Linked DNA regions of Homo sapiens: region 1 is linked to region 2. Evidence: chromatin contacts called from ENCODE Hi-C or POLR2A ChIA-PET data. All regions are on one chromosome and are shown on one strand. Each heading gives the region's core, a stretch centred on a gene start or an enhancer-like site at or near the end of the contact. The rest is flanking DNA. Distances are from core to core; before and after follow the strand shown. Region 1 overlaps USP25 (ubiquitin specific peptidase 25). Region 2 holds the start of NRIP1 (nuclear receptor interacting protein 1).

What was found. Hi-C counts contacts between places; a loop is a spot of excess contacts on that map. ChIA-PET counts read pairs that join two places held with the same protein, here RNA polymerase II (POLR2A).
Region 1: a map of endothelial cell of umbilical vein shows a loop between it and region 2 (3-fold over the local background). The contact joins the enhancer-like site here to the promoter of NRIP1 in region 2. A Hi-C loop is called at or near these places in 1 of 168 maps with a recorded cell type or tissue (endothelial cell of umbilical vein). POLR2A ChIA-PET finds 5 or more read pairs at or near these places in 1 of 52 experiments (PC-3).

Annotation. Positions count from the first base shown.
Region 1 is chr21:15,846,328-15,850,183 of GRCh38, reverse strand. USP25 (ubiquitin specific peptidase 25) reads right to left here. Exons shown (of 26, transcript NM_001283041.3): 19 at 2,408-2,521; 20 at 312-407. Among named protein-coding and RNA genes, the nearest start is that of USP25, 120 kb to the right of the region's middle. Within about 2 kb of position 1,428, at least 3 of the 41 ENCODE cell types and tissues checked have a DNase peak (open chromatin) inside an H3K27ac peak, as active enhancers do; they include PC-3 and endothelial cell of umbilical vein, where a contact is called at or near this core.
Region 2 is chr21:15,062,990-15,066,925 of GRCh38, reverse strand. It overlaps NRIP1 (nuclear receptor interacting protein 1), which reads left to right and starts at 1,926. Exons shown (of 4, transcript NM_003489.4): 1 at 1,926-2,181. RefSeq lists enhancers at 1,025-1,074, 3,525-3,574 and silencers at 1,405-1,584, 1,835-2,694.

The sequences.
Region 1 (3,856 bases), core at 179-2,678, 780 kb before region 2:
ATTGTTCATTAATGTCCTCATTCCCTTCAAATAAAAAATACAATTCAAATTTCTGCTGACAAATCAAAAGCACACTATTAGAGTGACTCAAATAAAAAGATTTTTTTCTTGAATTACCTGGATTAAGAGAAAAACAATCAGTATTAGGTTAATTAATACATAAAATAAAACCCTAGGATATCCGGTGGCCATAACTAAGATAGGAAAAGAGAAATTATACAGAAAACCAAACTGAATTCAAAGAAATAAAATATTTTAAGAAGTTTAATTTTGAAAAAGAAAAGACACGAAAATGAAAATGTTCATTGTACCTTAAAGAACCCTGCTTCAGGGCCACACCTGTCATATACACTCCTGGATTTACCTATCGCCATGATAATACCTTGCATGTTCGGTGTCATCATGATCTGCCACAGAAGATAGTTAACATTAAAAAAAGGTTTTTAAACTAAAATAATTTATTCACATGCAAGCTGAAACTCTTTTGTTTTCCATATTTATAAATCAAATGTTGCACTTTTAATACCAAATTTAATCCAATATGCATGTAAGCACCTTTTAAGATCATCCATACAGGGCACAGCTGGCTCATACGGAGCCTTTGTGCAAACTGCAAAAAGGCATCCTCTCTGAATTGGAGAATTTGAAAAAGGCACCCTGCTTCTAGACAAACAAATTAGAAAAATGTGCTATCCTCTGAGTGAACTATTTAGAAAAAGCAACATCCCTTTTTACCAATTAAAAAAGGTACCTCTTCCTCAAGCCTCAGAGAGCTCATCATGAACTCAATTTGCTTCCCACTTCTGCCCCTTGTCTAGTCATCCTTGCAGAACTGTACAACCTGCACATCCCTGAACAGCAGCCCTGTATCCATAACAACTCATTTTTAAAAGTTCCAATGCACATGCACTGTTAAACTGTCACTGCAATAAATTTTAAAAAACGACAAAACACACAACTCTGTCACATAAGCACTTGCAAAAAAGATAGTGTTAAATGATTAATCACAATTCAACTTTTTTAAATGAGAGAGGGCACATCCTAAAACAAGTACTTAACTGCTTAATCAATAAATTGATAGGTTTATTAAAAACATGCCAGTTCCCATAATTTTCAAGAGCCAGCATGTTTATAAAATAGTTAACTAGAACAATGTAGAGCCATTAAGTACAAATACTTAAGCATTTTTTTTGTTTTCATAATAGCTTATTATTTTTAGCTGTTTACATTTTAAAATATCTGCAAAGTGAAATTACTCAAAGCCCTATGAAGCTATCTTACAGAAATCAAGAGATTGCCTCCGTCACCTCTGATTCACTGAACCTATTACTCATTGTATTTACTTTGGATTATATACTGAGAATTGCAATATATCTAACACCTGCTTGAGAAAACTCTCTGACCAGTTTATCTCACAAATCTGCTTATTCTCTTTATGGCGTGTGATTTCTTACACTGGTACAGTGATATGTCTTTATGACACTTCTGACTTTGGTGATTAACTCTAGCATGATAGTAACATTGGAGTAAGTCAGAAAAAAAGTTACGTGAAAAAAAACTTAACATAAATGCAATTCTTATACAAACCCACAAAAACTAGAATCCAACAAGCATTTTTCCAAATCACCCCCCTCCCCCACTACCCAATAGTTACGGCCTCCTCTGTGTTCCTGTTCAAAAACAGCTTTACTGGCCGTTCCTCAAAAAGAGTAATATTAAGTGTCTCAAGAGAAAAGTGGAAAAGGGGAGAAAATCATCTGATAGAATAAGACAATAGATCATTTTCATCTGGATTCCAAAGAACTAAATCATGAAAAACAAAAATGCCTCCATACTGTTGGAAAACTAAGTAAATGAGAATTAACAGTGAAGAGATAAGAATAAACATGGAGGTCCTATTAACGGTAGGCACTCAGTAACGGTGATGACTTACTCCACTCACAGTCACATGGAGAGGCTGTAGAAGCAAAAATATCAATTATCCATCCTGCAATCATGCTGTGGGATTTTCTGGCAGGAGATAGTGGGAAAAGGATTATAAGTAATTCCAGTAAAACAAGAATGGAATATAAAAAATTATTTTTAAATGCAAAAAATTTTTGTACTAATTAAACAAATCTTATTGTAATCTGCCAACCTGGAAGTAAACTGGTACTATTTCTGCATAAAAGAATTAACTCCACAAACAGAAAATTCTTTTGACAAATTCCATAAGTTTTCTACTTAAATTTTCATTTGAAATTCAAAGTTCTGTTAATAATTGGTAAAGTAATTTTGGACTATGAGGGGGCAAAGCTGTATGTTATGTGGCAATAGACATTAAGTATGAGGGTGCAGGCATGCCCAAAGTATTTGTATTAAATAGCAAAAGTTAAGTAGCAATGGTGCAGAGGGCTGTAAAAGGTACCTCGTCATCATACCCCCCCTCCTTTGATTCAATCATAAATTTCCCTACATGAGGGATCGCCACCTCTACAACTCGCTGATTAGAAAGTGGTTGGCTTGTAGTATTTTCAGGTTTCTGCAGAAGGAAATCATTAATATAAACATTAGAAAAGAGAACAGTGGAGAACAATGGCATCCTTGCACAACTGTATAACCTGCACATCCCTAAGCAGCAGCCCTGTATCCATATGACTTATTTTTAAAAGTTCCAACGCACATGCACTATTAAACTGTTTAAGCACATACTCTTAAATCTTTTAAAAATACCTGCATTGACTTGGTATCAAATGAAACCACTTAAAACTGAACATCAGAAGCAAATGCATTCATCAAGTAGTAATACAAAATCTGCAGTTTTCCCTTTACATCCTCAAACTGGGTATTACCAATATCATTACATTTTTCCCTGAAAGTATTTAGAACTTTAAGTACTTAAGATAAAAAATAGTGGAGTTGTATTTTCTATTATTGTCTGTATAGCTGACAATTTTTTAAAAAGTCCAATAGCTCCCAAAAACCTTTCTTGATATCTCAACCAAAATAAGATATGACCTCCTCTAAACTCATCAGAATTTGTAGGGTTTTTTTCCTTATAATTTTATCCTTCTATTGTTTTTGGTAATCAATTGTGTATCCAGTTAATATCCATATTCTATTTTGTTTAACTTATTATATACAGCCTATGAGGCTCCAGTATATTTATATCTTAAGTGTTCAACAAACACCTGCTGAAAATAAGAAAAAGCTGTTGGAAGCTGATACCCATTTTTAACAACTCAATCAGATTTATTCCTTTTTTTCTTTTTATTGTTAACAAATTCTATGTATTTCAGTAATCTACACTAATACAGAAGTCAGTGTAAAATTCAGAAAATTTCATTCAAAACTTCATGACACTAATATGATTCATTCAAAATACCATACAGATGTTTACATACTTATTTATCTTATTCAACATATTTATAACTAGCATATCCACTATTTACCTATTAAAAAAGCCAAAAGTACTGAAGGTGCTTGAAAACAACTTAAGTAACTGAATTGCATAAGTTTTCATACACAAAGATAAACTTTTGTTTTGATATTACAAAAAACATTTTTATAACAGCAATTAAAGAGGTTTCATTTCCATTAGAAATATGGGTAAATTTTAGCAATGTGAACATTTCCTGGCTTCCTGGAAGCATATATAGAAAAAGAGTTTAACTGAACAATAAAACAAAACAAAACCAATAGCTGCAACTGGTACTGCCCCTTTTAAAATAAACACTATTTTTGGCATGGCGTGGTAGCTTAGACCTATAATCCCAGCAGTTTGGGAGGTCAAGATGGGCGTATCACTTGAGGTCAGTAGCTGGAGATCAGCCTAGCCAACATGGCGAAATCCGTCCCTACTAAATATACAAAGATT
Region 2 (3,936 bases), core at 677-3,176:
AGGGCCAAGCTCCAATTATGCTGGTCATCATTGAATTGAAACGGTTTGCTTTGTATCAATTCTGAATAAATGATGCACTAAAAAACAGCAGACTTTATTTTGCCTAGAGCAGATTTTGAATTGTGGTATATGCAAATAATATGGTATTATATTATATGAGGTTTAACTATATAAAATGGCAACAGATTGCATAGTTCAATCACTAGGGTGATGAAAAATAATTGTTTTAAAATGTGCCATTGCCACTAAGGAAAACATTGGCACTATGTGCCCGGCACTGTGCTGGGTGCTGAATTTATTAAGCATTAATTTGAAAAATTGCTTTCACTTTCAAGACTGTGACAGTATTCTAAAACTCTCATTCATATTGTTTAAAGGTTAAGTGAAATTTGCAATACACAATACAGCCATTACATAACAGGCACAGAATACAGTTTCATGACTTGGATAGTTTTTGTTTTTTAAGCGCATTAGCAACTTCATTTCCAAATGCTATCAAATTCTTCAGGATATGAAAACCTACATATAAGAATGGAGTGCCTCATCGGCTCATTTGTCTTATGTAATAAGTGTTTTAACACGGGCATGCCGTTTCAGAATTTCGGGTGAGACTAAGCTGTACTTTAGCTTTTTTGTGTCAAGCAAAAACAATTTCAGCAACAACACTCGCTTCCCCTGGTAATTTTTTTCATGGCGAATTACTAAATGCTAGATGCTCAAGTCAAAAAGAAACCTGACATCTGGGGAGGTGTTGAGGGGGTGTTAATAGTTCTAGTGAGATGTCTGGGGAGCGTTGAGGATACGATTTTTCAAACAGCAAATACAAGGATAAGGGGAAATTATGGTTTCGTATGACTCTCTCCTCCTTCCACTTTCTCGTTTCACCAATCTGTGGCCCCCCCAATTTAGAGGCGGGTTCAGTGAGATTAGGCTGCAGGAAACCGAGAGGCTCCACCGCGCTGCCGCCCCGGCCTCGTGATGTAATTGTTATTTCTTATTCGGAGACCGAACCGAGGAGAGCTGCTGAAGAAGTAGCAGCCCTGCTCCTTTTCCCTTGTCTTGTTGGGTCAGATCCTTCCCGGGGATGATGCAGATTGGCTGACAGACTCCGCTGGAGACTTCGCAGTGACAAAGCAGCCGAGGATTAACCCTGCTCCTGGGTCCTACGTCTGTCCAGGGAGCTGAGCGGGGCGCTCCTCAGGTCTCCTTCCTAGTTTTCCTCCCAGAGTCGCTCCACACGAGTGCTGGGCGCCTACTACGTGCTGGGCGTGGGGTCAAAGTGACCCAGAGTTCGCGCCCGTGCCCCCCAACATTAAAGCAGGACACACAGATTACAAGGAGATAGAAATTGGGGGTGGGTGGGTGAAAGGGGGCCCAGAGAGCGCGTGTTGTGGGGTGAAGGGGAGGAGGTAGACGCTTAAGGCAGGCGGGGACCCTGGAGCGTCTGGGGCGCCCCGGCCCCCAGGCTGTGCCCAAACGGGAGCATTCGGCCTGGGTCCCAAGAGCGCTTTCCCCGGTCCCCAGGAGGAGCTGTCCAGGCGCCTGCAGCGGTCGCGGGCGGCTGGACAGAGCTGGGAGCCCGGGGGACGGCCCGGGCGCGCCGTGCAGCCCCTCTCTCGGGGACGCGGTCCTCTCGCTGCCTCCGGGTCTTGCAGCCCCGTCTGGGACACCCGGAGAGCAGGCGAGAAGGAAATCCACGAAACAGAGGGGGTTCCGCAGCTCCTGTGAGCCGCCCGGATCCGCGCGGCTTCCTCCTGACCGGGTGACAATGGGAGGGAGGGGGAGAAAAGGGTTAAGAAACTTGGCTGAAGAGCTGAATGGCGTGGGGCGGCGAGGGGAGGGACTGGGCCGCGGCGGACTCGGCGGCGGAGGGAGGAGCGCGGCTGCGGGCGGGCGGTGAGCGAGGCGCTCAAAGTCAGCCTCGCAGACATTGCAGCAGAGCCCCGAACTCGGGAGGCGGCGGCGGAGGAGGCGGCGGCGAGGCGCAGGGACGACCCGGCCCCACGCCCGCCCGCCACCCGCGCGCGCCCGTCCGCCCGTGGCCTCGCGTCCGCCGCTGCGCCGTGAGCGCCGCTGGTCGGAGGGAAGAGCTCGCCGGGGCGCCGGGCCAGGACGGGGCGGCAGGCGCCTTCGCGGACCGAGCCTGACGGAGCCGGAGGCTGGGAGCCGCGGCGGCCTGGGGTGAGTGACGGCCGCGGCCAGGGCGCCAGGAGTAGCGGCCGCCGGCGCCGCCGGAAACGGCCCGGGAGCGCGGCCCGCGTCGGCTCTCGCTTGGCTGGCAGGGCCGCGGGGGCGTCGGGGCGGCGGGGAGGGCGCGTTTCCGGGGAAATCCTGCCTCTGCTGCCTGGTTCGAGTCTCCGGGTTCTCGCGGGGGGCCGGGGCGGCGGGCCGGCAAGTTGTGGAGTGGCCCCGGGTCGGCCCGCCCGTCCGTGCCAGTTCTGGGCAAGGGGGCGGCCGTCGCGTGGCCCCTGAGCGGGGCCGGACTCGGGGGGCCGGGTCGGGGTTGCCCCCGCTCGCTTGCCCTCTCGGTCCCGAACCCCGGGCACCGCTCGCCTCGCCGCTCTCCGTCCTGCTGTCCAGCCGGATCCTGGGCGGCGCCTTTCGCCTGGGTGCCTCCCTGCTCCTTGCTCGCTGGATACCCGGCTGGGAAAGTGAATAGGAAAAGGGACAGCTCGCCCGGCCCCCACCCGACCCCGGGCCGCTCTGCCCGCACTCGCGGTCCCCTCCCGATGGCGAGGCTCACGGACCCGAGGCCTCAGCCATCATTTTACCAGGAGCCAGGGGCCGGCCCCCATTTAGGGTGAGCCCGGTGGAAGTCCGGGAGGCTGCCTTTTCTCCCTTCTTCTGTGTCCACCTTATTACGATTGAATATTGTTTTATGAAGGTTTCCGTGGATGTATTCTGCAGACCCTCCCATCCCTTCCAAAGTAGTTTCCCAATTTTGATCAGGAGTTGGTGTTCAGTCAGAAGGAACAAAGGAACCAACTGTGTCTTAGAGGCGGACAGGCTGGGAGTCTGTGACACATGTTGATCTCTGAAGCATTCCAGGAGTTTCTACCTTTTATCACGTCAATAATTGGCTGCTGAAGGTAGTAAAAGAAGTACGGAATGATAAGCACTTTTGCGTTTTAAAAATATTTTTTAATGGCACATTTTACTTTGGGGAAAAAAGACGTTCTTAGGCACAAGGATTTTTAAAAACCCAGTTGGTGGAACTGAGTTGGAGTTTGTTTCTGGTATTGTAAATGATTACATGTGGGATTGTGAAGGAAATTGTGTCCTTAGAGGAAGAGAAGCCATCTGTAGGTGTCCATAGTAAAAATGGTTGTCGGGTTATATGTGATGAATGCTCTTTCTGTTTCTTGGGGGAATTTGTGAAGCAAGGGGCTTCGGTAATTCATTCTTTAAAGTTATGAATTGCATTGAACCTGCTTATTAGTGAATCATAGGTTTAGTAAGTGGGTGGCATTATTCAGTGTTTAATCATCAGTTTTCCACCTTTGTTGAAGAGACAGTGAAATAATAGACTTTTTAAACAAATGGTGTTTCATCTGCCTGGCCCCTAAGTGTCGGTTGCCGCCTGGAGTATGTTGAAGTGTTTTTCACCTTCCAAGTAAGTGAGTTGCTCTGGTTTTGCCCGGCAGTTCGGTAACGTCGATAGGGTTTATTTGGTTCAGGGAGCACTGGCTTCATCACCTACAGTAACTTTTTTTCTGCCTGGGCATAGTTCCTAGAGACAAAGAAGGAGAATCAATTAGTGGAGCGGCTACTGCCCTGCAGGTTGTAGGATTGGTTGTTCTAGTCTGTTTCATACTCTGGTGGAGAAAGACCTCTTTCCAAACTTACCTTTAAAAGTGCCCTAGGAGTGTGAGTAAAATATACATCAGAACATAACAGAAAAAAAAAAGGACTGTTCGTTGTTGATTTTATTCAAAT